Linked DNA regions of Homo sapiens: region 1 is linked to region 2. Evidence: chromatin loops called from intact Hi-C (ENCODE). Cell type or tissue: PC-9. All regions are shown on one strand. Each heading gives the region's core, and the rest is flanking DNA. Links, peaks and the distances in the headings are about the cores only. Region 1 overlaps ARHGEF28 (Rho guanine nucleotide exchange factor 28). Region 2 overlaps ARHGEF28 (Rho guanine nucleotide exchange factor 28).

Region 1 (16,197 bases), core at 4,606-12,605, 64 kb after region 2:
TCAGCAATATAAAGGAACAAACTATTGTTTCACACAAAAGCAGGAACAAATCGGAAATGCATTTTGCTAAGTATAAGAAGCCATATACAAAAGGCTATGCATTGTTGGAGGCCGAAAGAATGCGGGTCATGACCAACTCAGTATACCACTGGAGGCTCTATGAGCAAACAGCTCATGAATGCAGGTTGTTGGCAAACTGACAAACTGCATCTGCTGCCCAGAAGGAATGCTGAGGGCAGTCATACCCCAGGTGCAGTGTTTCTTGTGATTATCTACAAGGCACATCTGAAGCCTGTTAGCAATCATGTGAACCTGTGATAAATCAAGCAGCTGACCAACCGTTACCTCCTCCTCCCTGCTCTTTCTACCCAATAAATATGAAGGGCTTTAGAAGCTCAGGGCCCTTGCTCAATAGGAACAAGCTTTGTCTTCATTTCTGCATTCATCCCCCTTTGTTCAGTGCCATAGTAACCATCACAATGTATTATAGGATTCTATTTATATTACATTCTAGAAAAGGCAAAACTATAGGAAGGAAAAACAGATTAATGGTTGCCAGGGATTAGAGGTGGGAGCAGGGTTTGACTGTAAGAGAGCAGCATGAGAAAATTTGATAGGTGATGGAAGTGTTTTATATGGTTCTGTGGAGATGGATACAACACTGTACATTTGCCACACTCCACAGAAATCTACAACACAACAAGTAAATTTTGCTGTATGTAACATTTTAAAAATCAACCAGGATTACAGGAGAATCCAGAGTGGAACATAGACTGTAGCAATGAATCTAACTGTATTACAAACGTATGACAGAAGCATACCAAAGAGGATTGTAAAGAAAGGAGCTGACCTATACAGCCTTGTTTTAGGTCAACAAGCCAAAAACAAATAACCCCATTCAAAAGTGGGCAAAAGACATGAACAGACACTTCTCAAAAGAAGACAGACAAGTGGCCAAAAGGCATGAAAAAAAGCTCAACATCACTAATCGTTAGAGAGATGAGATATTATCTCACACCAGTCAGAATGGCTACTATTAAAAAGTCAAAAAATAATAGATGCTGGTAAGACTGCAGAGAAAAGGGAATGCTTATACACTGTGGGTAGGAATATAAATTAGTTCAACCACTGTGGAAAGCAGTTGGGAAATTTCCCAAAGAAATTGAAACAGAACTACCATTTGACCCAGCAATCTTATTGCTGAGTATATAATCAAAGGGAAATTAATTGGTCTACCAAAAAGATATACATGCACTTGTATGTTTATTGGAGCACTATTCACAAAGCAAAGAAATGAAATCAACCCAGATGTCCATCAATGGTAGAGTGAATAAAGAAAATGTAGTACATATACACCATGGAATACTATTCAGCCATAAAAAAGAATGAAATCAAATCATGTCCTTTGTAGGGCCATGGATGCAGCTGGGGGTCATTATCCTAAGCAAATTAATGCAGAAACAGAAAATGAAATACTGCATGTCCCCAAGTATAAGTGGGAGCTAAATATTGGAACACACATGGACACAAAGATGGGAATGACAGACACTGGGGATTATTAAGGTGGGGAGAAAGGGAGGGAGGTAATGGCTGAAAAACTACCTATTGGCTACTATGCTCAGTGTCTGGGTAGCGAGATCAATTGTGCCCCAAACTTCAGCATCATGCAATATACCCATGTAACAAACCTGCATATATAACCCGTGAACCTAAAATAAAAGCTGAAATTAAAAAAAAAAAACTTTGACAGTAAAGCTAAAGTGTTTTGACTGTAAGACAAAAAGAACCATATACAAACTCTTTATCTAGTTGGTAAATCTATATTCTAACAGGGGACAGGTCTATATTCTCTCAGAAGGTAGAGGTTAGCAATATAAAACTACAAGTATACTAGGCTTGAAAATATAGTAAATATATTGTAGATCATGATAGCCAAATTTCCCATTGTCAGAGAAAAAGTCATAAACAAAGAGTGAATACTAGAATGAACTTTGTGGTATTAGACTGGAATAAAAAAAATCAGTAATACCAGCCAGGATAGGATTACTCATCAACTTCTATTTTCCAGAGATATACATAACTTTTCATACTAGAAAGTACAAAAAATTTTGCCATTAATAGGTACTATGTTCATTTTGGGTTTTCTCTTTGTATTTAGCTTAATTAGAACAGAACTAATGACTTTCTTTGGTTAATGGAGAGAGATTCTTCCAAGACAATAAAAAATTCACATAAGTTAAAAATGACTTTACAAATAAAAAAAAATAGAAATCCATGAGCTTGCCTCTGCATACTAGTCAGGGACAGTTAAATTAAATTGACCATATGGCTATATTCAAGAATACATAGGATAATAATTTGCATCTGCATATCTGGAAATTCCCCAATTTCTGCTCAGATTCAGTACTAAAAGACCATTTATAGGCCTGCTCTTTGGAACTCCCCAGCTAGCCCACTCTATCAAGCCTTTCTCCTATGTGAGACTGAGATAGGAATGCCATTTCCTGGACAGAGGCAGATATGAATCCCCACTAAGCTTTGGATGGCCAAACCATAGCCATCCACTTACTGCCAGGTGGATTTCCTTCCACACTTTACATACGGACACCATCACTATCGTCACAAAACAAACGTGCCTTCCAAACATTCCAAACTTCTGAATTTGCCTCTCTGCTCTGGTCACAGGCAGCTATGAGACCAGCCAGGAAGAGCCAGGACTTAGGGGACACTGATTATAAAGTCCCACTCTAGCCAGCTGCTCGCGTAGGGTAGAGCATGTGATGCTTTACTTCTGGGGGCAAGGTGGCAGCCACACAGTCCAAGGGGAGGACCTGGGGTCAGCAGGGAGGTCAGACTCAGATGGACCAGAAAACAGCAGATTTCAAGTGACCAGGCCAGGATCCCAATTCTAGCACTCTCAGCTCTGCAGAGCCCAAGCTGTACAGGGACAGGGCTACTAGTCTAGAACAAGGTAGGGTACCCCTATTCACTAAACAGCCCTGCAAGTTAAGGACTCAAGTCATACATTATTCATACACATCCTCAGATAATCATATTTGCTGATGCTGTGGCCATAGCAGGAAGGGAGGAGAGAAGAAAGCGGGGAGGAGGAGAGAGGGCACCTACCAAGGAAGTTGTTTGCCCCGCTGGCAGCATCTTGACCTCCCCTAAGTAATGACTTCTGGTCTTATTCAGGGCACACACTGGGATGTTTTCTCCCAGTTTTCTTAGTTGACCTAGAGCTTCCTTAAAAGTTGAGATTTATAAATATAAAACTAAGTATCATTTTCTTTTATGTAAGCTTCATTCATTCATTCAGTCAATAAATACTTACTGAGTGCCTACCCTGTGCCAGACACAGTATCCAGAAATCGGCAGGAAAAACCAGAAGCAAAGTTTCTGCTCTCACAGAGCTCATATTCAAGTGAGAAAACAAACTAATTGTGATACATGAACTTCAATAGACTCTTTTTTTTTTCAATGTTATATGTTTCTCCATGGGATATTTAACACAGAGAAATCAAAATCATCGTCAATGTGGTTTTGTTTCTGGTTTTTGTTGTTGTTTTTGTTGTTGTTGTTTTGAGACAGAGTCTTGCTCTGTCGCCCAGGCTGGAGTGCAGCGGTGTGATCTCGGCTCACTGCAACCTCTGCCTCCCGGATTCAAGCGATTCTCCTGTCTCTCTTGGTTTATTTTTAATGGGCTTCATTTGAATAGTCTACCTTAGAGGCTAAGGACAACAAACTAGACTTTGTCTGCTTCCTGTCCGGGCTATTTCAGTTCCTTCGGACAAGAAGGCTGCCTGAAGGAGTGTGGCCCAAGGGTGTGAAAATGCAAGCCCCTTCTCTGGCTCAGCTCCACTCAGAGCTTTGATGGCTGCTGGAAGTTCCACCCTTCTGGGTAAACAGTTTATTCCACCAGAGTTCAGCTAAGTGTACCAGCATAATAACGCAGTAGTTGCTGAACACCGCCACGTGCTCAGCACTTCTGAAACCTGGGTCTAAGCAGACGGTAGACAGGGAGTCACTGGTTTGCACTCACCTGCCTACCAATAAGTCACTTCATTCACTGCCAGGGTCATTTCTATCATTGGGGGTCAACATTTGAGATGACAACATGGTCTATGAAAACATATCCTTCAAACACCTAGGAGAGTCCAGGAAATCACAATCTCTGAAAACTCTAGCCAGAGACTGGATTTCCCTTAGCCCACAGCAAGTACTCTAAAATGAGGACTCCTTCAGCAGGCTGCCCTTATCCCCAGCTCCCCTTCCCATCCCATTAAATCAAAACACAAATCCACATGGCCAGCTCTTTCAGAGGCATGCACACAATGGCCACCAGGTGGTCTTAATTTATGGAAAAACCAAGAAGGACAGTGCTAATCACAGTATGAATAGTCTAGTCAATAAGCATGTATTGAGTGCTTATTATGTGCCATGTGCTGCTTGATGCTCACATCAAATGTCACATAGTTTAAAAAGAAAAACAGCCAGAAAGAGAAAGACAGTAGGTGGAAGGTATAAAGTGGGCAGGCATCAACAGAGAAGGTGAGAGCCATGGATGAGTAAAGAAGGTTGAAACTGAGCTAGAACAGAGGAGGAAGAGTGTAACGCAAAGAGGTGGCAGTGAAGTGTGTATCTTTAAAGTGTTTTTTAAGCCTGATTCAGTGGTTGGGTTGCTTGCCTTGGTTGCTTCTGTCCCAACGTGCCAATGGCTTTCAATAGACAAAAGCACCTCCACTTCTGTTTTAAATGCTTTACGCAGACAGAGCAAATCAAGGGGTTAATTGCCACCTATAGAAAAGAGATCACAGGACACAAGTAGAAATATCATAGTTCTAAAATGTCTAAATACCTCAGTTCTCAAAATGTTAACTCTTTCAACATGCACATGAAAGTGTTCCATCTACCTCTCCAAGTTGTGTACATGAACCTCCTGTCCCCTTCCGGTCCTGTCTCTGTTAAAGATTGACAAATAGTAGTGCAGACATCACAACACACCAGGATAACATCCCAGTGAGCCAAAGTGCCCTGACTATTATGGGACTTCTGCTCAGATGTGATGACACCGTGGTGGCCATCACGGCCAATCACAAATCCCAACCAAAGAGGTTTAACAACTGTATGATGAGGCAAAATGTGGCCTTTCTGGGCACACATTTTATGTTTTCCTGCCTTTATTTAAAAAAATAATAGTAATGGGCGGGTGTGGTGGCTCATGCCTGTAATCCCAGTACTTTGGGAGGCTGAGGCAGGTGGATCACTTGAGGTCAGGAGTTTGAGACCAGCCTGGCCAACATGACAAAACCCCATTTCTACTAAAAATACAAAAATTAGCCAGGTGTGGTGGCACACACCTGTAATGCCAGCTACTCAGGAGGCTGAGGCAGGAGAATCACTTCAACATGGGAGACAGAGGTTACAGTAAGCCAAGGTCGCTCCACTGCACTCCAGCCTGGGTGACAGAGTGAGACCCTATCTCAAAAACTAAAATTAAATAAATAAATAATAGTAATAATAATCCTCTGTGGGTTCACAGCCAGGCTTCCTGCCTCTGCACTGGTCATGTTTGCAGTTAGACAGGCTATTTGGTCTTTTCCATGTGACAACCTATGAAAATAAGAAGATTGAAGCAGTTACTTTCTAACAGGTAGATGATGTCCTTTAGTTATTTTAGAAAATTCACTGACCTACCCTGGGTAAGTGAGTAGATTCCCAAAGGGCTGTTAACATCATGAGGACAACATAGTAACATTCACTAGTCTATCTGGGGAGAAGCATAGACCTCCCAGCAACTTGTCTTAGTCAAAGCAGGAAATGTCCTAAATGCCATTTCCCCATTCCCTCCCCATATTCCCATCCACATTAAGTGACTTTTATTTTTACAATTTTTTTTTTTTTTAGACAGAGTCTCACTCTGTCATCTAGGCTGAAGTGCAGTGGTGCAATCTTGGCTCACTGCAACCTCTGCCTCCTGTGTTCAAGCGATTCTCCTGCCTCATCCTCCCAAATAGCTGGGACTACAGGCGCACGTCACATTTTTGTATTTTTAGTAGAGACGGGGTTTCACCATATTGTCCAGGCTTGTCTCAAACTCCTGACCTTGTGATCTGCCCGCCTCGGCCTCCCAAAGTGCTGGGATTACAGGCATGAGCCACTGCGCCTGGTCACAAATTATCTTCTATACCAACCAAGACTTGTAAAAAAGAGTGGAGTTTATACTTCTATACGAAGATAGACAAAACTCATAACACACACACACACACACACACACACAATGCTGGGAAAGGATAAGTAGAAATTTTTAAAGCCTTTCAAGTAACTGAATTAAAGAGAGAGAGGAAAGCAGGCAAAGTCTATAACCTTCCCTCCTGGACTCCTTGAAGGTAGCAGGTGACCACAATAGACTTTTATTTTATTTAAATACTCCTGTGGGCTACCTGACCTCCTCTTCCTCGGGACTCCTGAGTCTGGCCAGGCCCAGGGCCTGAGATCCACCTGAGTGCCGTCCTGTTCCCACGGGAAACCCCCAAAAGGAGCCAAATTCTACCCTACTTTTTCATACCTCCTAAGAGCTTGCCTTCTAGGAATCAAAGTAAAGAATCAATACATTGAGAATCAGAGAACCCCAACCCCTGAAAAAAAATCTAGATTTGGATTTGCAAGGCATTATAGAAATTATTATTGTCTTCAGTACCATTCAGGCAATTTGACTAAGTGCTATCAATTTAACCATGGAACACAGAGTTGCATAAACTGACTGAGCTTTCCCTACTATATTGTCTGTGTGCCAACTGACATTAAAATAGAGATAACCTCCATTCTCTAAACTTCCACACTCTGAACTCTGGCTTTCCAATTGGATTCAGGTAACTTTTTAGATTAATCTATTGTTATCTGATCTATCACTTTTCCTACCCAAACAGATTTAGATATTCTTTGCTATCTAAACTCACCATATAAACTCTTGCTATCTCAACTCAGGATCCAAACACATTCAGATGTCAGGGAATGCCTACAAGTTTAGTGATGCATAAATCAACTTTAATCTCACTCTGAGGGAGGATGAAGATTGGTTGCAACTTGAAAGGTGGGAAGGACCCTAATCAGAAATCCCTACTCCCAAAGGGGCTACATAATCATTTCAAATATCTCTATCAAAATCTATACCATACCACTTCATACTCAGCAGGATGGCTATTATTTAAAAAAACAGAACATAAAAAGTGTTGGCAAAAACGGGGAGAAAATAGGACACTTGTGCACTGCTGCTGAAAATGTAAAATGGTGCAGCCACTGTAGGAAAGTTTGGCAGTTCCCCAAAAAGCTAACACAGAATTACCATATGATCCAGCAATTCTACTTCTAGGTATATACCTAAAAAATTGAAAGCAGGGACTCAAACGGATACTTGTACATTAATGTTCCTAGAGTAATAAAATTCATAGAGGCAAAGAGTAGAATGATAGTTGCCGGGGGCTTTGGTAAAAGGAAGGATGAGGAGTTATCACTCAGAGGATACCGAGTTTCAGCTGGAGAAGATGGAAAAGTTCTACAGATGCATAGTCCTAACAGCAGCACAACAATATGAATGTATTCAATGCCACCAAAACTATACACTTAAAGATTGATTAAATACATGATATGTTATATTTTACCAGAATTTCTGAAAAGAAAAACGATCTATACCAGAGACCATAATGAGACATCACTATACACCTATCAGAATAACTAGAATAAAAAATAGCAGTAATGCCAAATACTCAAAAGGATGCAAAGAAATTGGCTCTCTTGTATGATGCTGGTTGGAATGTAAAATGATACAGCCATTCTGGAAAATTGTTTGTCAGTTCCTTTAAAAACTAAACATACACTTACTATACGACCCAGCAATCATACTCCTGGACGTTTATCCCAAGAACATCCACATTTGAAAAGTTATGAAAATTATGTCCAGACAAAAACCTATATACAATTGTCCATAGCAGTTTTATTCATAAGAGCCAAAACCTGGAAACAACCTGGAATGGTTAAACAAAGTGGAATGGTTAAACAAACTGGAAAAACCTGAAATGGTTAAACAAATTGGACACCTATATCATGGAATATGACTCATCAACAAAAAAGAATGAGCCCTCGATACGCACAACAACTGGTTGTTTCTTAAGGGCATTATGCTGAGTGATTAAAAAGGCAGTCCCAAAAGATCATAAGCTGTATTACTTCACACATATATAACATTCTTGAAATGACAAAATTATAGAGATCAAGAACAGATTAATGGTTGTCAGGGGTTAGGAATGGTGGGGGGAGGGGAGTGAGGGCATATGTATGTCCCATAGTTTATCTACTCATCGATGAAAGCTGAAGATACTTGCAATTCTGAGCCATCAAAAATGCTTCAAAAATTATTCTGCACCCCCATTTTTAACTAAAGACCACATGCAATTTAATGGCTAGTAGCCCCCTCCCATCATCCCAACTTCCACTAAGAGCACAATGGCGGTTACCAATAGAAATCTCACTGACAATGTGTCAGATATCACCTTATATGGCTTATTTTTTACCCCTTTGCCTGGGGGAAAACTCCCTATTGAGTTCAGTCAGAAGTTTTGATACAATATCATATATTTTCACATTTAATCCCCTGCCATCCATGCATAAATACCTTTTTAAAATTCAAAAACACAATGACATATAAGGTGTTCCCACTTCAAAACAAACCTAGTATTTAAAAATCTGATTTCAAACATACAATTTAGTGTATTTATCAAAAGTGTTCACCACTGGGTTTTATTAAAGAGGACACTGTACTGCTAAAACAGGATTTTATGTATAGGTAACTTTTCTAAAATACCTTTATTAATAAATTCTTAATGAAGAATTCAGTAAAGATGTAAAGAACAATAAAAGTCACAATTCAAAATAAAAACAGAGAACTGCATTATTATGAAAGCCAATCTTGGACTTCCCACTGAAAAAGTTATTTAACTCATTTTGTTCCACTAACCCTTGGGATATTCTTGTCTCAACTCACGGGAAGTGTTTTCAGTTTCTTACGAAAATATGCACTATTCCTTTCACACAATATTTTATGGTGACTTTATTTTTTTAATTTTCTTTCAGACCTCTCAGGGATGAATTTAATTTTTAATCAATAAATTGTAATTATACATATTTATAGGGGACACTTTGATATTTTGATATGTACATATTGTACAATGATCCAATCAATGTACTTCGTGTACTCAATCACCTCTTGCACTTATCATATCTTTGTGGTGAGAATATTCAGAAGCTTCTCTTCCAGCTCTTTTGTAATATACGATACTTTACTGTTAACCATAGTCACCCAACTGTGCAATAGAACACCTGAACTTATTCCTCCTCTATAATTGCAACTTTGTACCCACTGACCAACCTATCCCCATCCTCTCCTCTCTCTTATGACTTTAAATGGAAAAAATCTGTGATTCCTGCTAGACTCACAAATTCTTTTTAACTTTTTTCCTCTATTTAAAAACAGATTATACAGTTTGGGCTCATAGTAAAAAATTCAAACAGTAGAAAAGTGTGTATATAGAAGGTATTCCCCACCCCCACTCCAGGAGTTTGGGTATCATTCTAGAAGTGTTCCGTCAATATATAAGTATTTTTCATTTAAAAACACACACACACGGGTTCCCATATTCTCCTACAACTTGTGTTTTTAAAAAACCACCATATTTCATAGATATCTTTCCACTTCAGCACATTCAGACCTCAATCATTCTTTTCAAAGACCAGATAATTGATCTAACCAACTGTCTAAAGATGGACATTGTGATTGATCCCAGTATTTTATATGTAACTTTCTTTACATATTAGAACATTGAATGGGAGTGGGTGAGTCCTAGGAAACATTCTCTCCTAAAAGCTTACATTTTTCATTGGCTAGAAGTGATCAAAATAGATTCTACTGATGAGAATAGACTTTTGAAAGCAGTATGGTCAGGTTGGCAGGTGAGACTCACACATTTTTTAAATCTAATTTATGACTGGTCAAGTAAATTTAAATAGATTAATGCCTTAATGATGGAACTTTATTAGATAATCTGCTGAAAATGAATACTTCATTAATCACTTTATGTTTTCTGTAGATTCATGGTTGTCTGTTCTCAAAAGGATACAAGAAGCTGTTTCCTCTTCCTACACAGTCACTTTCAATAACCACAGCCATAATCTAAACGATAGTTATATTAGATGCTTAAATGTATTGTTTCAGTAACCCAGATTTTCAAATTCCCTCCCATCAGCACGCCTCTGCTCAGCACTTTTCTACACCCAGATGGCCCACAAAGAGAGCCCTCCCGTATATGTTACTCCACAACCTGGTCATTTCTAATTCCAAGGTGGCACAAAAGTCTTTGGCAACTTTATAAAAGGCAACCGTAAGTCTTTGACATGGTGTATACCTGCAACTCTTCCTAAATTGTTTAGAGTTTTCCCCTAAATCAATCTCTCTCTCCTCTCTCCCCTCCCCCCGCTCTCTTTCGTTCTCTTTCTCTCTCTCTCTCGATTCCCCTTATTATTGATCTGCACAAAAGAAGGAAGGGCTGAAGACAAGTCCCTGGGGAAACATGGAACCTTGCTAGCCATGCACCTCAAAAGATTCCCACATCAGGGCCACCTTTCATGACCATAACTTCACGGTTATTCAGAAATTGCACTCCCCACCCCACCACACACACACAAACACACATACACACACACACACATACACACACACACACAGCTCTAGGGGAGAAACTAGGGCTGCCTCTTCTGCCACCAATAATTCCACCATCTGTAAGCAAAGCTTGATGTTCTTCTCTACACTCAAAGAAAAGGGTTCGCAAAATTAAGTATAAGTACATGGAGAACACAAGGACCATCATATAATGTGGTGATGCAGGTAGAGGCTGAAGACATGGGTTCCAATGCCAGCACTGCCCTCACCAGAAGTGTGATGGCTCCAGCCTCCTCTCCCAGGCTCACAGCAACCCTCCCCTCCAGTCAGCCGGTGCCAACCAGTGCAGGCACCCTCTCTCAGACCACGCCTTCTCCTTGGACCACCCTTCACCTGCCTGTGACCCGGCTAATTCCAGTCTCCATTGTGAACCCAGCTCCTACACAGGCTCTGCAGTCCATTTGCCTCTCCTGTGGCTTCAGGAGCATTCTCAGCATGTTCTTATCCAACACTTATCACAATTATCACACATAATCACTTTCTGTAATGATGCGATTGCCTCCCCAGTAGCGAATTCTCAAGGGCAGGGCAGCCAGTTTCCTCCATCTTTGAAAAAAAACTCAGAAACCAGAGGCAGATTTTCCATATCACACTAATGAAGCTTCAAGGCTCCCAAAGACGTCTTTCAATGCTTAGGGAAGACCCTAAGCAAAATGGTCATACAGTCATTTCCTTCTAATCTGCAGTAGCAAGAGACTTTTCAAAATGGATCAAATTTGACCTGTACAAATCAGGGGTGGTCACCAGATTTCCATCAGAGGAAAGCAACAATAACAACATAGAATATCACAAGATTAGCTTGTAATTTGATGTTTATCCAAAGTGTTCTTGGTGGATGATGTTACAGAGAAATTAAAAGTATTCTATGCAGGGTAAGGGGTGGGGTATTTTAACTACAATTTGTTAAGCTGGCTTTCTCTTTCCATTCAATTTCCCCTCGGACACACTCTCCTTCCTGTTGGGTGGCACTGGAATGTCTGAGGGCATTTTCAGGACCTGGATAAGAGGAATCTGAATTGGAAATGTTACGTTTATGGAATTTGCCAGCTTTTTAAGATTTGTTATTTATCGTTATAAATGAATACTCACTTTCAATCTAATTTTATTTTTATAATTGTATTCCTTTTCTGAAAGGGAATCCTTCCAATGGCATAATCTTCAGGCCTCACAAAACCTGCATCTGCCCCTGCCTGTATTTCACTTAGTATTTGAAACTTAAAATCTGTCATGTGAATTAATGCACATACAAATGCACATGGGGCAAGTCACTTAACATCACCATGTTCATCTCCACTGCCAAACGATGTGTGGTTCTGATGAAATGGCTAATGTGTGAAAACATGTTGTAGGGCACCATGAGATGCTCTAATCAACTAAGGTAGTAACTTCATGGTTGCTATGGTTTGAATGTCCCCTCCAGAAACTCATGTTGAAATTTAATCCGCATGTGGTTGTATTGAGAGGTAGGGCCTTTAAGAGGTGATTGGATCATGAGGGCAGAGACCTCATGAATAGGTCAATCTATTCATGATTAATGGGTTATTGTGGGAGGGGGACTGGTGGCTCTGTAAGAAGAGGGAGAGAGACCTGAGCTATCGTGTGAGCACACTCAGCCCCTCAGGTGAGATGGCCTCTGCCATCTCAGGACTCTTCAGAGAGTCCCTACTAGCAAGGCAGCTCTCACTACACGTGCCCCCTCAACTTTGGACTTCCCAGCTTCTAGTTCTATAAGATATACATTTTGTTTCTTATAAATTACCCAGTTTCAGGTATTCTATTATAAGTAATGGAAAACAGATTAACATAATGATTTTTTCAAAGATGCAAATTACAGTAACTATAAGTGCTGGGAGATACTAAGTAAAGAATGCTAAAGAAGGGGGTAAAAAGAGTTCATGTGACATCGTTCACAGATAATCTTTTCTGAGTTAGGAGATTCTTCAGGAACTTCCTGTCTGATAAAGTAAGCTTTTCATTCCCTACAGTTTTAACAAAACTTCCTGTTAAGTTCTAGTTCTCAGCCAGGAATTGTCTACCTCGAAAAGACTTCCTTAATTTTTTATTGCATAATGTTTACATATTCCATATAGTACCTTAAAAATGTTAAGTTTCAAACTCTGAGACATGTTCCCCAAACCTCCAAATTTACTGAAGATTATGATGACAGCACCTTCCTGCTGGACCATCTCTCTATCTCTTCGTGCAGCTGGAATACAAAAACTCAAATGACAGTCCCAGTCCCAAAATAGTGATGGTCACATACCTGCTGGGAAAACTCACAGTACAGAAATAAGCAAACAACAAAATTAAAGAGTGCTCCAGGAGGAGCCTCAACCGCTGTTTATTGAATGGCACTAAATTAGAACTGTGTACTAATTCAACAAATATTTATTATGTAATACATGCCAAGCACTAAACTAGTGTTGGAAAATCAGTGGACAAAAACAATTGTCCACTAGAAGATTATGCCATTGGAAGGATTTCCTTTCAGAAAAGGAATAAAATTATAAAAACAAAATTAGATTGAAAATGAATATTCGTTTATAAAGACAAATTACAAATTTTAATTGAATGTTTGAGTCTCTGTTGTATTGGTGCTTACAATAGAAGGGACACTAAACAAAACAATAACAACAATACTCTCTCAAAATAGAAAATGTCTAGAGGACTATATTAAGGATGTGACATTTGAGCTGAAATCTGGAAAATGAGTAAGAATTCAATTATACAAAGGGGAAGGAAGCAAGAGTATGCTAGGTGAAGACAACCGCACATACAAAGGTCCTGGCCAGGAAGAAGCATGGCATTCACGAAGAACTGAGAGCAGAAGGGTATGGCTGGAGCTTATGGCGTAAAGGGTTTCTGCAGTCCTACATATGTGACCCCAAATCATCTTTAATTATCAACACTTTTGTCAATGGGACCCTCCCCCTAATGACCACAGCCATTGCCTGGAATGCTCCTATAAAGGGTCAGAGAGCAAGCTTGCCTCCCCTCAATGATTCTCCAGAAACTCAATCCACAAACGTTTAGTGAAAGCCTACAGTGCGTTGGGCACTGCACTAGGTATTGCAATGTAATGAAGGGTAACAATCTGCGTTCAGGAGAGGATGCACGGCCAAATGCATAGCTATCCAAGGTCATAACCAACATACCATATTGCATCCCATTCCTACCTTAGTGGCATTCCTGGATATGGAACGAAAACAGCTTGGGTGATGTCCTAGAAATAAGAGAATGAGGAAAGTCCACTAGGGTAGAGAGGACTTGTCTGATTAGAACAGATAAATGATATGGCTGCGAGTTGCGAGATGAATGTAGGGAAATAATACTTGAAAGACATGATAAAGTCTTCACCAGTTCTGAGAAAATGGCAACTCTGAAGAGGCCAGGGGCAATAATCCAAAGGTGAATTAGAACAATGGCTGAGGAGAGAGAGAGGACAGCCATGGCCATCAGCAGGTCTTGATGACTGATCAAGACAGAGGACAAAGGTTGGAGGAATTACAAAAACTCAACTTAAAGCAGGACACCTGGGAGAGTGGTGGGATGGTAACAGAAATCAGGAAGTTGGAAAGAGGAGTTGCTTAGAGGAAAACTTGGAAAACTTTTAAAAAATATAACAGTCTGAACTTAAAGTCAAATCCTGGCTAACTGAGTGATAATAGCAAACAGGCCAGCTGGAAATGGAAGACGAGGCCTGGGCAGAGGTCAAGACGAGAGGGCCCACATGTGGGAGTCTTTCAGGAGGAGTGGTGGTCTAAATAACAAGAATAGATGAGCTCGCGAGAAAAAGAGGGGAAAGCAGAGGGCCCTGGGGAACACCCACACAACAGAGGAGAGGAAAGCACAATAGACAAAGAGATAACTTGAAAAAGAACCAGCAGAGTTCACGAACATTGAAAGTACACTTTTTAAACATAAATCAAATCATGCAACTCCCCCACCAACCTATGGGCATGACCTGGCCCCTCCCACCTCTCTGACCTGTCTCCTCTCCTCTCCCCTCCCTCACAATGCAAGGGCCATGCTGGCCTTTTGTTGTCCCTCAAATACAAAAAGTTCATTTCCACTCCAGGGCCTTCGTGCTTTCTGATCCCTCTACTAGACTGCTCTCCAGGAGATCCCAGAGAGACTAATGACACACACACACAATTCTCTGCCATGTCATAGCCTTGTATTGTCCTAACCCATACTACCATCTGAAATTCTTATTTGTTTATTCGTTTACCTACTTACTTTCTGTCTCCTACTCCCAAGTGCATTCTGCGAGAGCAGGGACGTGAGACCTTGTTTCTCACTCTCTGCTCTTACAGTGCATGGCACTAAATGGGGACTTGAGAAAATAAACACCTTAGATTAAGCAAGAGCAAACTTAGTGACCTTCATAAGATCCGTTTTGATAAAAGTAACAGCATCAAGATATGGAGAGGAAAAGAAGGCAAGAGCTAGAGACACTTATTTAAAACATGCACACCCTCCTCAGGTGTAAGCAGGAGGAACTGCTGAGAAGGTAGTATAGCTAAATCACATCTTCTATAAGGGCTGCCTTTCTGGAATATGGAAATAAAACATTTTACCTGGATCACGTTATTTCTTTTACTGAGGCTTCTCCCAGAGAAAACTCTAACCCATTTCCATCATGCCTAAAATCCTTACTTAGATGGTAAAACATTTTAAAAACTCAAACAGAACAAAAATATCGGCTACTTCAAGTTCTTTATTAAAAATACAGGCTGCACACCACCCAAATTGTGGGAGCTGTCACTGAAATACAGGAAGTGAGGCAGCATCAGACTTTAAGCACACTTGGCACTTACTTACCCACGGACCTGAAACTCACACCCACTAAGAAATTTCTTCAAAGCTGGGTGCTAGGCTGACTCTTCCTGTGGTCTTCTGTAGTTGTATATTCACCTTTGGGCCTTTCCCCAGAAGCTTATCATCTCAGTTGTGACAGTAGGAGGGGGCACCATAAAGTGGCATTGTATTGAGAGAAGAGGGAACTGTTTCTTTCAAAATGTGAAATGGGATGAAGCTAATGGAGGATTTGTAAAATGTTTGTAAGTCAAAGGTTTTGCTAAAGTCTGAGAAGCTTTTCCTCTCTGCTCCTGCCAGAACTACCAAGCAATCTCCTGCAGCAGCTAAGGAGCTTCAGACTTCCCAGGAACTGACATCTCGTGGCTGCTGGCCAGGCTGGGTAAAACAGTTACCATGGTCCTCTCTTTGCTCTATGGCTAGAACTGCTGCTTTGGAATTTGTTTGCCCCCTCAGAAGGAAAACAGGAGACAAGGCAAAGAGATAAAAGCAAGGCCATTCAGAGAGGATAGGAAAAGGTCAAGTTAAGTTAGTAGAAAACAAAAGCCAGCAAAGAAAACCAACTTCAGGGAGCACAGATTAACTGACAATGGCAGAAACACCCCAGC
Region 2 (16,197 bases), core at 3,034-11,033:
GGCTGTGGTAATGATGATACTTGGGAAGCCAGGTTTCTACAAAGCTCTAATTTGAAACAATTAGAAGGAAACACTCCACCATAAATGAATGCAAATAAAAGGCTTAGTTTACATTTTTAATTATTTATATATCTATATCTATAGAGATATAGATAGCTAGATCAATGAATGTAAGGCATTATACTTAAAATATGTAAATGAACTCATCACAGTGAAATGCCACCAACTTACCAGTATATTTACTCTATCAATCATCTGTGTGACATGGAACACTTCCCCTCAGTAAAATAACATTCAAAATACCAAAATATCTAAAAACAGACAAGGCAATACACTCCTGCCAGACATTTGTTTAATATACTTGATATCTTCAGCTTTATGAAAATTAAAAAACTATGTTAGCTATTAGAGAACTTATCTTTGACTATTTTATCCTTTAACTTTTGACCATTATACTCCTTTGAATAAAAAGTGAGGTTTTTGTTTTTAGATTCCCAGCAGGGTATCTAAAATGTTGGATAATATTTGTATTTTTCTTCCTTTTTAAATAATAACCAGGAATAGACTTGTTAAGATCAGGTAACAAATATACATATGCACACATATGTGCATGTGTACTCCCCAACACAGGAAAACCTGTCAGCATGAGATATTAACCAGGCATACTAAGATGGAATTTCTCTCCTTTTTTTTTTTTGAGATGGAGTCTCACTCTGTTGCCCAGGCTGGAGTGCGGTGGTGCAATCTTGGCTCACTGCAACCTCTGCCTCCCAGTTTCAAGTGATTCTCCTGCCTCAGCCTCCTGAGTAGCTAGGATTACAGGTGCGCGCCATCACCCCCAGCTAATTTTTGTATTTTTAGTAGACACAGGTTTTCACCATGTTGGCCATGCCAGTCTGGTCTTGAACTCCTGACCTCAGGTGATCCACTCGCCTTGGCCTCCCAAAGTGCTGGGATTACAGGCATGAGCCACCGCACCCAGCCCGGATGGAATTTCTAAGACATATCTCCTAATCTGAATATAGTGAGAAATATTCCATAGTTGTATGGATTGTAATTTTCTTTCCCCTCCCAAAAAAATGATCAAAAGGGAACATCTAAACCTTTTGTGTTCCCTTTTCAAATTATACCATTGGTAAAGGAAAGCATGGTATCAATTTAAGTAACACTTTCTGCCATGTCTGGTGCAATGCCCTAAATACCATTGAACCTGGAGTGTATTTCACTGTATTCAACCTGACCAACAGTGTGAGTGTGGGCAGATCTGTTTCCTCTACCACGAGAGCTCTCCAAGCTTGTTCTGCTAATCCAGCTCCCTCTTCTCTCCTTCTGGCTCCATCCTCACATCTTGTTCAATGAGAGAGAACAGTAAACATGCAGGCCTGAATGGCTCACTGTTGCCTCTCTTTCTGAGAATCTACCCACTTCCCGGGGAGGAGGTAAGGCAGGGGAAGAGAGAATCTTCTGATGTTTAAAGAAAACAAATAAAAACTGACCAAAATGTTGTAAGAGAGAGCTTTCTCATTCAGTATGAAAGTTCAGAGTGCAGAGCGAGGCAAACAGCTTGAAATAGGAAGCATCATGACATATATAAATAATTCTGCCTGTTATAGAGTTTCAGATTTCTTAACGGCAGCCAGCAAAACAAACTGTGGAAAGAGGTTATACAATTTGGCAGAGGTGGGAGTGTTTAAAATAATTTCTTAAACTAAATAAATGTCTCTTCCTGTTTGGTTGGTGCCAGGAGTTATTTGAACTAATGTAACCAATGCAGAATTACTAATAATTGCTGTAATGGCAAACATTAAAAGGTACGACCTATAACATCATGAGAGCATGAAAACCAAGACACAAAAAGGAACTGAACAGGCTGTGCCATTCAATAAGCCATTCCTTACTGCATAACAGGAGTCCAACTGCCCCAGATAGGAAGGGAGTGTGGAGTTTGTGCTTCTCACTCTGCCGGGCATCAGTTTCTTTGCCCATGAAATGAGTCTGTCACAATAAAGATCCAAGGTTCCTAAGAGTATTCAATCCTGTCCTAACTCTATGGTTACTATCTGCAAAAACAGCACAGGTCAAAGCTTCCAGGCATCTGAAGCACAAGGGCAAGGAAGGTCAGACAGTTTAAGTGTTACTAAAGGAAAGTGGTTTTGTTACTGGTCAATTTAGAACCATTACCATATCCACACAAGATCTGGCCATACCTTTCAATTAGCCAAAGGCTTAGCTTGGAAGATTAAAGAATAAATTAACCTCTCAAATGTAGGCTAATCGATCATAACCAAATGTGCCACTCTGTGGGGCGTATTGATAATAGGGGAGGCTGTGCATGTGTAGGGGCAGGGAATATATGGGAAATATCTGTATCTTCCACTCAATTTTGCCATGAACCTAAACCTGTTCTTAAAATGTCTATTAAAAAATAATAAAATAGGTTAAATAATTAACCAAGGTCTCCAGAACTCACAATCACTGCTAGAGGAAATGTAAACTGTTACAACCCCTTTGGAAAACACAGCAACATTATCTAATAAAGTCAGAGAAACTAACGCAAATCCAGTCCACAACAATTCCATTCCTACCTATAAACCCTAGCAAGAAACCATGCAAAAAATATAAATGGTCAAAATTCAAAGTAATCTTAATGTTCATCAATGGAATAAATTGCAGTGCAATCATACAACAATATTCTAACAATCAAAATGAATTACAGATTAACACAGAAGGAAGTAATGAATATAATGTCAAAAGGGAAAAATCAAGTCACAAAATACACAGGATATGTTTCAATTAATATGAAGTTCAAGAAGAGTAAAAGTTAAAATTATTACTTAGGCATATATACATACGTTGTAACACTGTAAAGAAAAGCAAGGAAATGGCTACTATAAAAGTCAGCACAATACCTGTTAGGAAAAAGAGAAGAATGTGACTAGGAAAGGAGGAGGGGTATTTGCACTCCTGAGGTCCATTGGTATGAGTGTATCTCTCTGTTTTTCTGTCTCTGTCTCCCTCTGCCTCTCTCTCTCACACACACACATATATATATACACATACAGACACAGGGTAAAATATTTTTTCTGATATTTGTGTGTGTATTAGTCCATTTTCATGCTGCTGATAAAGACATACCTGAGACTGGGCAATTTACAAAAGAAAGAGGTTTAATGGACTTACAGTTCCATATGGCTAGGGAGGCCTCACAATCATGGTGGAAGGCAAAAGGCACTTCTTACATGGCAGCGGCAAGAGGGAGCTTGTGCAGGGAAACTCCCATCTTGAAAACTATCAGATCTCGTGAGCCTCATTCACTATCATGAGAACAGTGCAGGAAAGACCCATCCCCATAATTCAATCACCTCTTACCAGGTTCCTCCCATGATACATGGGAATTGTGGGAGTTATAATTCAAGATGAGATTTGGGTGAGGACACAGCCAAATCATATCATTCTTCCCCTGGCCCCTCCCAAATTACATTTTAAACCCAATCATGCCTTCCCAATGGTCCCTCAAAGTCTTAACTCATTTCAGCATTAACTCAAAAGTCCACAGTCAAAAGTCTCATCTGAGACAAGGCAAGCCCCTTCTGCCTATGAGCCTGTAAAATCAAAAGCAAGCTAGTTACTTCCTAGATACAATGGGGTTACAGGCATTGGGTAAATACACTCACTCCAAATGGGAAAAATTGGCCAAAACAAAGAGGCTACAGGCCCTACGCAAGTCTGAAATTCAGTGGAGCAGTCAAATCTTAAAGCTCCAAAAATGATCTCCTTTGACTCCATGTCTCATATCCAGGTCACACTGATGCAAGAGGTGGTTTCCCATGGTCTTGGGCAGCTCTGCCCCTGTGGCTTTGCAGGGTAAAGCCTCCCTCCCAGCTGCTTTCATGGGCTGATATTGAGTGTCTGTGGCTTTTCCAGGCACACAGCGCAAGCTGTCAGTGGATCTACCATTCTGGGGTCTGGAAGATTGTGGCCCTCTTCTCACAGCTCCACTAGGCAGTGTCCCAGTAGGAACTCTGTGTGGGGGGTCCCACCTCACATTTCCCATCCACACTACCCTAGCAGAGGTCCTCCATGAAAGCCCCACCCCTGCAGCAAACTTTTGCCATGGACATACAGGCATTTCCATACATTCTTTGAAATCTAGGTTCCCAAACCTCAATTCTTGACTTCTGTGCACTTGCAGGTTCAACACCATGTGGAGGCTGCCAAGGCTTGAGGTTTGCAGCCTCAGAAGCCATGGCCCGAGTTCTGTGTTGGTTCCTTTCAGCTACGGCTGGAGCAGCTGGGATGCCAAGCACCAAGTCCCTAGGCTGCACAACATGGGGACCCTGGGCCCAGCCCATGAAACCATTTCCTCCTAGGCCTCTGGGCCTATAATGGGAGGGGCTCCCATGAAGCCCTCTGACATGCCCTGGAGACATTTTCCCCATTGTCTTGGGGATTAATATTCAGTTCTTCATTACTTATACAAATTTCTGCAGCCAGCTTGAATTTCTCCTCAGAAAATGGGATTTTCTTTTCTATTGCATTGTCAGGCCAAAAATTTTCCAAACTTTTATGCTCTGCTTCCCTTATAAAACTGAATGCCTTTAACAGCACCCAAGTCACTTCTTGAAGGCTTTGCTGCTTAGAAATTTCTTCCGCCAGATGCCCTAAATCATGGCTCTCAAGTTCAAAATTCCACGAATCTCTAGCACAGGAGCAAAATGCTGTCAGTCTCTTTGCTAAAACGTAACCTTCGCTCCAGTTCTCAACAAGTTCCTCATTTCCATCAGAGACTACCTCAGCCTGGAATTTATTGTCCATATTGCTATAATCATTTTGGGCAAAGCCATTCAACAAGTCTCTAGGAAGTTCCAAACTTTTGCACATTTTCCTGTCTTCTTCTGAGCCCTCCAAATTGTTCCAACCCCTGCCTGTTACCCAGTTCCAAAGTTGCTTCCACATTTTCAGGTATCTGTTCAGCAGCACCCCACTCTAGTGGTACCAATTTACTCTATTAATCCATTTTCATGCTGCTGATAAAGACATACCTGAGACTGGGCAATTTACAAAAGAAAGTGGTTTAATGGACTTACAATTCCATGTGGCTAGGGAGGCCTCACAATCACAGCAGAAGGCAAAAGGCACTTCTTACATGGTGGCGGCAAGAGAGAGAGCTTGTGCAGGGAAACTCCTATTTTAAAAACCATCAGATCTCATGAGACTCATTCACTATCATGAGTATAGTACAGGAAAGACCCACCCCGATAATTCAATCACCTCACACCAGTTTCTCTCATGACATGTAGGAATTGTGGGAGTTACAATTCAAGGTGAGATTTGGGTGGGGACACAGCCAAACCATATCAGCATGTTTTCTTGCTAGGGTTTATAGGTAGGAATGGAATTGCTATGGAACAGATTTGCTATGAGATATTAGTTTCTCTAAATGTATTAGATAATGCTGCTGTGTTTTCCAAAAATGGTGGTAATAACTTACATTGCCTCTAGCAGTGATTGTGAGTTCTGGAGACCTTGGTTAATTATTTAACTTATTTTATTATTTTTTAATAAGACTGATGTTTAAGGCCCTCTCCAGAAAAATTAAATCAGAACTTCTGGGGCAGGGCCAAGTCATCACACTTTTCCAAATATTCTCAAGTGATTCCAATGCAAAGCCAGAGTTGGGATCTGCTAATTTAAATTAATAAGTGGTTAGCAAAATACAAACCTATATCTTCCTTTTATAACACAGCCTACCCAGTCAGCTCTTAATTAAGATCTATTAGGTATAAGATTTTACCAAAGAACAACAAAAAGAGTTTTCTGTGAGTTTTACAAGTTATTTTTAACCTACATTACTTACTGCTAAACCAGGAAAGAGCTTAAACATTTAGCAAAATATTAAAGCAAAAATGTGATGGATACCATAATCTAAAAGCAAATAATATTTTTCAATACAAGTTAATTCAGAAGTACTTATATTTTTTAGGGCTAAGTAATGTTTCACAACACCTGAGTGGAGCCATTGAAATGTATGCAACACAATACGTTTTTGTTTTGTTTTGTTTTGTTTTTTGTTTTTTGTTTTTTTTTTTTTGAGATGGAGTCCTGCTCTTTAGCCCAGGCCGGATTGCAGTGGCACACAGTCTCAGCTCACTGCAAGCTCCACCTCCCAGGTTCACGCCATTCTCCTGCCTCAGGCTCCCGAGTAGCTGGGACTACAGGCACCCGCCACTGCGCCTGGCTAATTTTTTGTATTTTTAGTAGAGACGGGGTTTCACCATGTTAGCCAAGATGGTCTCGATCTCCTGACCTTGTGATCCGCCCACCTCGGCCTCCCAAAGTGCTGGGATTACAGGCGTGAGCCACCGCGCCCAGCCCACAATACGTTTTTAGAAGACTAATTTTTTTTTGATTCACATTAAATTCAACTCATTAAAATAAGTTTTATTCTGATTTCCAAAGCCACATATGTATTCATGCAGGTCTCAATTTGTTCATCTAAGTCATTCAGTAGACAAACATTGAATGAGACCATTATTATCTGCCAGGCCCTGTGGATACAAAGATGAGTGTGGTGGTCCCTGCCCTTGAGAAGCATACAGCTAGCTTACTTTTGTTCAGAATAAAATACAGATACTCTTTGACTTACGATGGAATTATATCTCAATAAACCAGTCATAAGTAGAAAATAGTGTAAGTTGAAAATAGGTGTTTTGTAGATATGATGGGATGGCCAAACACAAAACACAATATCCAAAAACCACTGGCCACACAATGCACTGTGGAGTATTGACTGATTACTCTTGTGATTGTGTGGCTGGCTGACTGGGAGCCGTGGCTCACCGTTACTGTCCAGCATCACAAGAGTATCATACTGCATATGGCCTAGCCCAGGAAAAGGTCAAAATTCAAAATTTGAAGTACACTTTCTACTGAATGTATATTGCTTTCACACCATCACATTTCACACAATGATAAAATCAAAATCATAAATCAAACCATCATAAATCAGGGACTGTCTATAAATATCTGGCCCATGAAATCACTATGTGATGAACTACAGCTCTAGGCTTACTTCATTGTTTGTAGTTCTAGACACAAAGAATGTGAATAGAAGTAAGGAAACTGTCTGGACTACAAGAAAACAAATCTGCATGTTAAATTAATTCAACCTACATCATGTATCATGATATGAAAATTTACAGATATTTATAAAATGCCAAAAATGATGAACAAAAAGTACAATGAAAAAAATTATTAAAAATTTACATAGAGAGTAGAAGAGAGAATTTGGCATGGGTATCATACACAATCTTTAAGATGTTTTCAGGATTCTCAATAAGAATGAGAAAAGGGTTGTGCCTTAGAGCATCTTCCATTTACACAGCCTACTCAGAGCTCTGGCATGTAGATAAACAAATCAGCCTTTTGTAAACAGGAGATCTGAGGTTGGTGAGTCCAGGATAGGAACTGCAAATACAAACACACTCATAAGAAAGACATGAAATCAGGACATTCCACAGAGCGCAAGACCAACATGGTTGGCATGGCTGGATCATAAGCCCAAAAGGTAGAGGAGGAGGACTGAAACAAGCATAATGGCAGGTTTTTCCTCCCTAAAACTTGTTTTCTGCTTCAGCACAGTCGAGACACTCATATTACAACCACCTCCGGCTGAAAATCACCTGAAAATAATTTGGGAAAACACCCATCACACACACATTCATTCCAGAAAATTCACATAGTGCTGTATAACACTGGAATGTACTTCCTGGATTTTGCATCTCATATTGGCAAGATATACTTTATTTTAGCTTGTGGAACGAATACTAAATCAGTTGCAACTTTAAAAAGTCTTCATCAGAATTTCAAGATGGCAACTCAATTTTTGACCTTCACATTCTGAGGATATTTCCAAACTAAATTATGCATATAGCCACCAGTATAAGATATTAAGAATCCAGATACAACACTGTATGGTACAAAGATGGGGAGACCAAGGATTCAAAGCTCTGGATTTGAACACATAGCAAGCCTCCAGCTAACAGCTAGAATGAAATGGAAAGCCATTTAATTCTCAAGTTTCAAGTTGCTTGATCTGTAAAACGGACATGATAACTGCCCAGCCTACTACCTGGGATTGCCAGGGGGCTGTAATGAAAATAACAAATGGGACAGGGCTGTCAAGAACTATAAAAGCCAGTATTGGGGGGACTAAGCAGTTTTACACATTTGTCTGATCTTTTTAATACAAAAAAACTACAATAAACAGTCACTAAATAGATATGTGGTATGTCTGAAAACAATTTTCCTGTGGTCACAATTTAAAGGCATAATTGTAAGGAACTAGCTGCCTGCTTACCGTGCACTGTAATTGCATCAGATGTGCTATTAAGACAAATGTGCTGTAATCCCATGCTTTGGGCAGCAGGCGGTCATTAGGTGTTGTAAGTAGCAATTATGGCATACCTCCTCCTTTCCAGCCTTTATCGATTTTTCTTTCATTTGTTAATGTTGCTTCAAGGCTATGATTCAAGTCCACCATTCATTTCACTCAACAGATATTTGCTGATAGCCAACTGTGTGCAGGCACTCTTCTGCAAGATCTCCCCTTATACCCCAGATGAGCTAGAATTCTCAGACGCCCTCCCACTTGACTCTCCAGGGACCCTGTTCTGTTTGGGAGACAAATGAAAATACATTGCAGTCTAATTTTATTATTGACAAGCAGAAAAAGTGTGGACTCATCATGCCTCGCAGATGGCCCTTTGAAGTCTGCATTGGAAGTCTGCCTTCAAAGACAACCAGGAAACTGGCCATTCGCCTACAGCCAGGCAGGGTCCATTCAGTGCCCTTGCACTGGAAGCCAGTGTCTTGTGTCCAAAGTCCCGGATTGAGAAATATTAGAAATATTACACTCTTTGGGTATGAGCTACAGCTTCAATGGATGATTTCATCCTTTCCTTCACCTGTAAGGCACAATCAACAAGGGATATTCTGGTGAGACTAGAAGAGGAAGGTAAATGGGATAAACCAAACCGGAAATCAGTATAAAAGATGCTGCCATATCTGGAGGGAGGAAGGGGAGGTTGGAAAAAAGTCAACCAGGAATACAGATGGACAACGATTATCCATGAATGAAAAAAAGAAATGAACCACCACACCAACATTTCTTCTTTCATTCTTACTCAGTGTCAGTGACTATGATAAGGATTTTACCTTTCTTGTTTCTATAAAGAGCTAACCTTTATTCAGCACTTTATATGCGTTATCTCATTTAATCCTGACAGCCATTCTATGATGTATGTACTATTACTATCCTTATTTTATAGGGGCAGAAACTAAGCCTTGACATAATTATGCAATTGCTTAGGCTCACTTAAGTAGTATATGGAACATGAAGGATTTGAACCTAGATTTTTCCACCTCCAAAACTCAAGTTCTTAACTATTATGCCTCTCATTATACAAAGGATGGCTTGAATTGGCCCCAACTGCAGTGATATATCTCATGTACTTGTCAAGGAAAAATACATTAAAGCCAACAACAAAAAAAAATCAAGACTATAAAAATTAAATGTGTTGACAAGAAACATAGGAGAGTCATATACTACAAGAATTGGGGACTACTTTTTAAAAATCAGGAATTGACTCATGTAATACTTATATACCTGTATCTCCTATTATAAACTGCAGATGGGAAGATGGGAGTAGTGAAGAAAAATTTATACAAGAATAAAAAGCTCAAAATAGATTTTGTTGTTGTTGTTTTGTTTTTTTTTTTTTTTTTTTTGAGAGGGAGTCTTGCTTTGTCACCCAGGTTGGAGTGCAGTGGTGTGATCTTGGCTCACTGCAACCTCCATCTCCTGGGTTCATGCAATTCTCCTGCCTCAGCCTCCCAAGTAGCTGGGATTACAGGCATGCACCACCACGCCTGGCTAATTTTTGTATTTTTAGTAAAGACACGGTTTCACCATATTGGTCAGTCTGGTCTTGAACTCCTGACCTCAAGTGATCCACCCACCTCAGCCTCCCAAAGTGCTGGGATTACAGGTGTGAGCCACCACACTCAGCCTCAAAATAGATTTTTTTAAAGAGGGCAAGGAAAGATAGAACCAGCCAGGTGTGGTGGCTCATTCCTGTAGTCCCAGCTACTCAGAGGCTGAGGTAGGAGGATCGTTTGAGCCCAGGAGTTGGAGACCAGCCTGAGAAATATAGCAAGACCTTCATCTCTAAAAAAAAAAAAAAAAATTACCCAGTTGTGGTGGCACACACCTATAGTCCCAGTTACTAGGGAGGATGAGGAAAGAGAATCACTTGAGCCCAGAAGTCTGAGACCAGCCTGGGCAATACAGCGACACCCCATCTTAAAAAAAATCAACAAATTGAGAGTGAGGGAAAAATAAGCAGAAGGAACTTGAGCTGAGCAAATTCTAAGGACCCAGGCTCACATCCGTCACTCATGCTTCTCCTCTCCTCCAGATATTGACCTGATGTGTCGCCACTCACAGTACACATACATTCTCATGTCAAACTTGCAAAATAAAAGCAACTACAGTTATAGGTGTGGAAAAGGACAGTAGGTATATGGGGACCTAGGGTAGGATTACAGAAGATTTTTTGAGGTTTCTATCCATACAGCTTCATCCCCACACCAAGGCTTATATTTGAGAGAGTCAAGACAAGGCCTCTTAAACAACACTGGGCCAAGTAAAGGGGGACTTTGGAACAGGACGCACAATTATTCATTTCCCTAAGAATGTACCATCTCTTCTGGCTCCCTGCCTCACTCTCCTCCCCAGATCTCTCCTACCCAACTTTTTCAATCGTGGGGATTTTAACCTCCAAACATTGGTAGTTTTAAAACCAATGTTTTATCTACAAACCAATATTTCATTTGGTTTGTAGATAAAATAGTACAAGGACAACTGCCAGCATTCAAATCCCATTAAGAAATCTATGAGAATAGCAAAATTTTAACTTTCTCCTTCAAGGTTATGAAGATATTCCTTGGTTACTGTCATTTTTTAAATTCAGCTTTAATCCTCTGCGTGCAAGCAAAAACTGCTATATGCATCCTGCTACGTTTTAAGGGGAGAAAAGCCCCAGAGGAGGTAAGCCAGGAATGGGACTTCAAAAACCTTCTACAGTCCCGAATCCTTTGGGAAGCACATTGGGTAGGCTGTTTGCTTCCATTTACATTTTTTGTTCTTGAAAATTATAATTGAGGGAGAGAGAGTGACCGGAATCCAACTCTACGTTCTATTTCCCAGAAGTGGGAGTAAGTGCGTAATTCTCTATTCCAGTATAAGGGCCATTGTTGCCAGACAAAAGTAGGAAGCTTATTTTTTAAGGAAGAGTTAAGCTGCTGTTTCTTATTTAACATGTAGTACCTTAAACAGAGAATGTGTTCAATAAGAGTTTACCTACTTAAACTGAAAAATGAATTCAAATGATTGGGGGGAGAGGAGTCCTTTTCCTTAGAAGTTTAATTCTATATTAAATTCTTTACTGCCAGAAAACATATTCCTCAAAAATTAAAAACTACAAAAGGAATGTAAGACAAAGAAGACATTTTAAAATTAAGGATTTAAAGCTTCACAAATAATATACATATATATAGCTGAGAACTGTAAAACAATTTTATCGATTTACCATCATAACAAGTGCCATAGGATCTAAAGAACATTCTCTCCACCCCTAGTGTTCATCCAGTGGGTTGCCTTAGCAACAGAAGGAGTATACTACCAGCTTGAAATGTCAGAAAAGGTGTAGAGATGTTTGTCCCATTAGATACTATCAGAATTGACAGAAGGCTAGACAGCAATACTGAGTGTGTACACAACCCCTTGAAAAATGTCAAGATTTCCAAGAGAAACATACAAAACCCCTGAATCAGTTGTTACCCATAATGTATTGATTTCAAAACTTAAAAAAAAAAAAACACTGGAAACTTGTATTTCTTGTATTTTGTAATAAATCTGTCCTTTATGGGTTTCCTACCCACTGGTGTTTCAGCTAATGTTATTTCAAACTTGCTGTCCAGTACAGAGCTTTATGGCAGAGTAACAAAGCTGACATTTTACTTCATCTGTGGGCCAGCAAGTAAGTCTTATAAATCAGTTTGCCCTTCTCTGGTTAGTAAGACCTGGACACAGTGCAGTCATCAGGCCAACCCACAGTGCCAGGCTCTGGGGCCTTGCTCTATTTTCTTTCTATATCTACAGCCAGCAGACAGTATTCAAAGATAAAACCACAAGCCACGCTCCATTTCAAACATTAAACAAATCTTGCTTCCTACTGGCTACAGATCTCTTTTCTGTATTCAAAGAAAGAGAAACAGATATTTTTCTCTGTCAAACATTGCTAGGCCACATATTCCCTTCTCTTGTTGCCTAGAAGTTTCAGGGTATGTGGCTTGAAGCAAGATGTGGCTGTCACATAAAATGAGTAGTTCCCATCCACTCTTTTGTAATGAACTGTTAATTCCTATGTAATGGCTTTTCCTGCAGATAAGAAGCAATATTAAAACTGCTTTTTAAACTTAAGTGAACACCGAACAATCAAGACACATTTTAAGAACTGCTGGACCAAACATCTACTGTTCCCCAAAAAGCTATTGAATTAAAAATAATAATAAATTTAGGGGAAAAAAAGAACTGCTAGATAACCCTAACTCTTATAAACGTCTTCTAAAGTCCTTTCGGGCCTCTGTATTTCTTTTCCTTTTCTTTCCATTATGTGTAAAGCATAGAAAAACAAACATTCTCCTTCAAAAGGAACTAATTTATGAAGACCCTATTCAGGCAAGAGCAGAGCGTTATACTAACGACCCTTCTCCATAGTAAGAGCATCACATTACTTTACCTATACATTACATGTGTGGGCCATGACAAGGTTTTCTATATTTCCTTTAACTTACTACTCATTATGCTGTGACTTGTACTTGGATTTGTCCTTGAAACTAACAAATCATTTCTCTAATTTCTGGATTCAAGTTTAAATCTGTTGTGGTTGTTATAACTCTATTGGTGTTATTTGCAAGTTAAGGAGTGTACTCTTAATCTGACTTTTGGAAAATATTCAATTCTTAAGCCACCCTCAGTGGGTCCTGCTAGTTCCACCAATTGGTTTTCTTTGGGGACAGCTCTCCAACCAACCATGGACCCACAGAATGAGAAGCTGGATCCTCTAAATACATCAGCTGTGTTGAAGTCCAAAACATTCCTATAGAAGAGTTCCAAAAGTTCAATTGGGTTACCTTAAAATTTTCTTTCACTCATAGAACCAATCACAAAGGCAGGAGAAAAGCTTAACTCTTTAAACCTGACGAAGCAATCTGCCAGGTAATACTTTGTTTTGTTAAACACTTTAATATTTTTGCCCTGCAGATTCAATTCATGCTAGTACCTTTACAAAACCAGGTTTGGCACTTTGCGAGGCCGAGGTGGGTGAATCACTTGAGGTCAGGAGTTCGAGACCAGACTGGCCAACATAGTGAAACCCCATCTCTAAAAATACAAAAATAAGCCAGGCGTGGTAGCACACACCTGTAATCCCAGCTACTCAGGAGGCTGAGGCAGGAGAATCATTTGAATCCGGGAGGCAGAGGTCACAGTGAACCAATATCATCCCACTGCACTCCAGCCTGGGCAACAGAGTGAGACTTCGTCTCAAAAAAAAAATAAAAATAAAAAATAAACAGGTTTGGTTATGTTTTTATGATGGATATAACAAAGAATGCACCTGTTCCATAATGAGCAGAAGAACTTCTGCCTGTTAGGAGACCTTTGATCACATGAACTACTTTTACCTAGACAACTGGAAGAGTCCAAGTTCGTTTTTGAAAACAATAGTAATTTACTCTGGCAAAAAATATCTTGAGTCTTCCAAATTGTTATATATTAGTTTGTAAGTGTAAACATATGTGAGAAATATTCTTTATATGACCTCTTTGTTTTTTTAAGGAACTGGGCTTTATTTTTCTCTTAAATTAGAAATCCTAACCAGGACAAGCTCGACCTACTCCATAGGTTAGGAGAGAAGCTACTGTGTTCACAGGAACGATGCCATCTGTCTTTGGAGATACCATTTGTAGTACCCTTGGGTTCTTTACCCACATGGCAGCCCCTCACTGGTGTTGGCAAGCTTGGTGCTTGCCAGCCATATCAAGCTACTGGGAACACAAGTGGAGGGAGGTAGTTTGATGGAGCAGGAAGGTCGAGGGGGCTTTCAACTCCAAAGTCATCTGAGCATCAACACATAAAACATTAGAATGTGTTATCCCAGTTAACCTAATTGTCAAAATTATACAAATCTCTGAGAAAAGATTTCTGCTCAAAAAACAAACAAGCAAGAAACCCAAAACAAAAAAATAAAAATAAATTGTGAGATTCTGTTGAATAATTATATTACTATTCAATGCTTTACTCCAAATTTGGGCTTCTGAGACCCTGCACAAGGCACTATTATGAATGCTATTTCATAAAAGGAATGGTCTTAATTTTATGAACTAGAAATCCAATTTTATTTATGGTCTAAAATTAAATAAAATCTGGGATATTTCCTTTCCTCAAACACATAATGAAGTTGCATTGTGACTAATGACGGGTAAGATACAGGGCTGAAAGAAGGCTCTGCTTTTTGTTACAAGATCCATGCTCTACTCAGACTCTGGCCTTTTTCCAGATTCCCAGTCCTTCCTAATAACTCTCAATGATTGACAAGGGAAAAAAATGAGAAGTTCATTATAAAATGCAAAGAATACAGTAATGTGTCACAGCAGGGTTTTGATCACTCTTCCAAGACAAAGTCATTACAGAAATCAATGAATACTCCTTCGGTAAGATCTATTTATATTTGAAGAAATCATAAATAAATAATCACAAAAAAATTTTAATAAAAGTGAACACTGAGCATTAAAATAATTTTTGGACAAGTACTGGAAGAAAAATTACTAGGAAAGAAATTGTTTTCCACCTGTGATGCCACTGCCACTAATACATTATAATGTCCAGTGGGTCCGATGGCACAGTTTATTTTTCACATCATTATTATAATTTATCTACCTGAAGACAAGCAACACAAATAAAATATGTATACTAAAAAAGACCTATAAGCACATAAGAGGTTTTAAACTGCTTAGATTAAAACTCTATTAAATTAAAAATACAACAAAAAACAAATCCAAAACAGCTCAAGATTAGTGGAACCCCACCAAATGGTTATGAATAGGCAATGAGTCAAAATACATCCATAGAGTATACATGTGCATTGTAAAAATCTAATATAATCCAGTTAATCTAGGGCATTAATGTTAGTCCTTCACCAAATACTCTTGTTTATTCCCAACTATAAAATGATTAACTTATGTCCAACTACTTGATTCAGTAAATACAATAAAAACTCCACGTTTTCCTTCTACCTAGTATCTAATACAATTTCTAAAGTACAAAATTAAAACTGACACAGAAGAATTTATATTTGAATCTATTCATCTAAATGCCCAATTTGTTTTTTTTAACGTGGAATAATTTTGACAGAAATGTACTGATAAATACATCTGTTAAGACCTACCAATCTAAACTTAGCCAATATCCATATATGAGCCCCTACATACATACATAACAGAACTGAGGTGTGAACAGGCAGATACAGAGATTTAAACACATGGTGGGCTGAATCAAATCTCATAAGATGGTCATAACCTTCAGAGTAAAATTCGACTTCAAACATGAGCATTAACCCTGTCGCTTGACATTGATGTTGTAGAGAAGCTACACTACAAGTCTAGGCTGCAGACAGTTTTACCTCAAGTACTACAAACTGCCTTTAGAGAAAGTCTAGAAACATTCCTAGAAATTTTCAAAGAATTGCTTACAATGCCAGGATTTTATACTTTGCCTTCAGCTTCATTTGTCCAAACCAATTGTATCTGCTTTCTACCTATGCACATATAAGTACATACAATACACTCTATATATGAAAATTTATTCACATGCACATACCAACATCACCTTTTACTGAAAACTTAATATGTTTAGATACTCTTCTAGAGGTCTTGCCATACATTATCTAATTAAATCATCACAACCAGCTAATGAAGCAGGTACTACTATGCCTCATTGTAGAAATTAAAAATGTGCAGCACCAGAACTAAAATACCTTGCCCAAGTCTCACAGCCAGGAGGTAATAAGGTCA

What was found. Hi-C counts contacts between places; a loop is a spot of excess contacts. Peaks named below come from ENCODE experiments on the same cell type or tissue, not always from the same donor. Only the 100,000 strongest peaks of a DNase experiment are listed, where the experiment ranks them.
Region 1: a loop joins it to region 2, with 2.2 times the contacts of the local background. A loop is called at or near these places in 2 of 110 quality-filtered maps.

Annotation. Positions count from the first base shown.
Region 1 is chr5:73,693,731-73,709,927 of GRCh38, reverse strand. The region is part of intron 2 of ARHGEF28 (Rho guanine nucleotide exchange factor 28); the gene reads right to left. Among named protein-coding and RNA genes, the nearest start is that of ARHGEF28, 76 kb to the right of the region's middle. RefSeq lists an enhancer at 15,822-16,197. In PC-9, for the core only: no CTCF peak of the experiment used is centred there; a DNase peak (open chromatin) is centred at 8,157; H3K4me3 peaks cover 553 bases; H3K27ac peaks cover 2,971 bases.
Region 2 is chr5:73,756,048-73,772,244 of GRCh38, reverse strand. The region is part of intron 4 of ARHGEF28 (Rho guanine nucleotide exchange factor 28); the gene reads right to left. Among named protein-coding and RNA genes, the nearest start is that of ARHGEF28, 140 kb to the right of the region's middle. In PC-9, for the core only: no CTCF peak of the experiment used is centred there; a DNase peak (open chromatin) is centred at 7,444; H3K27ac peaks cover 2,394 bases.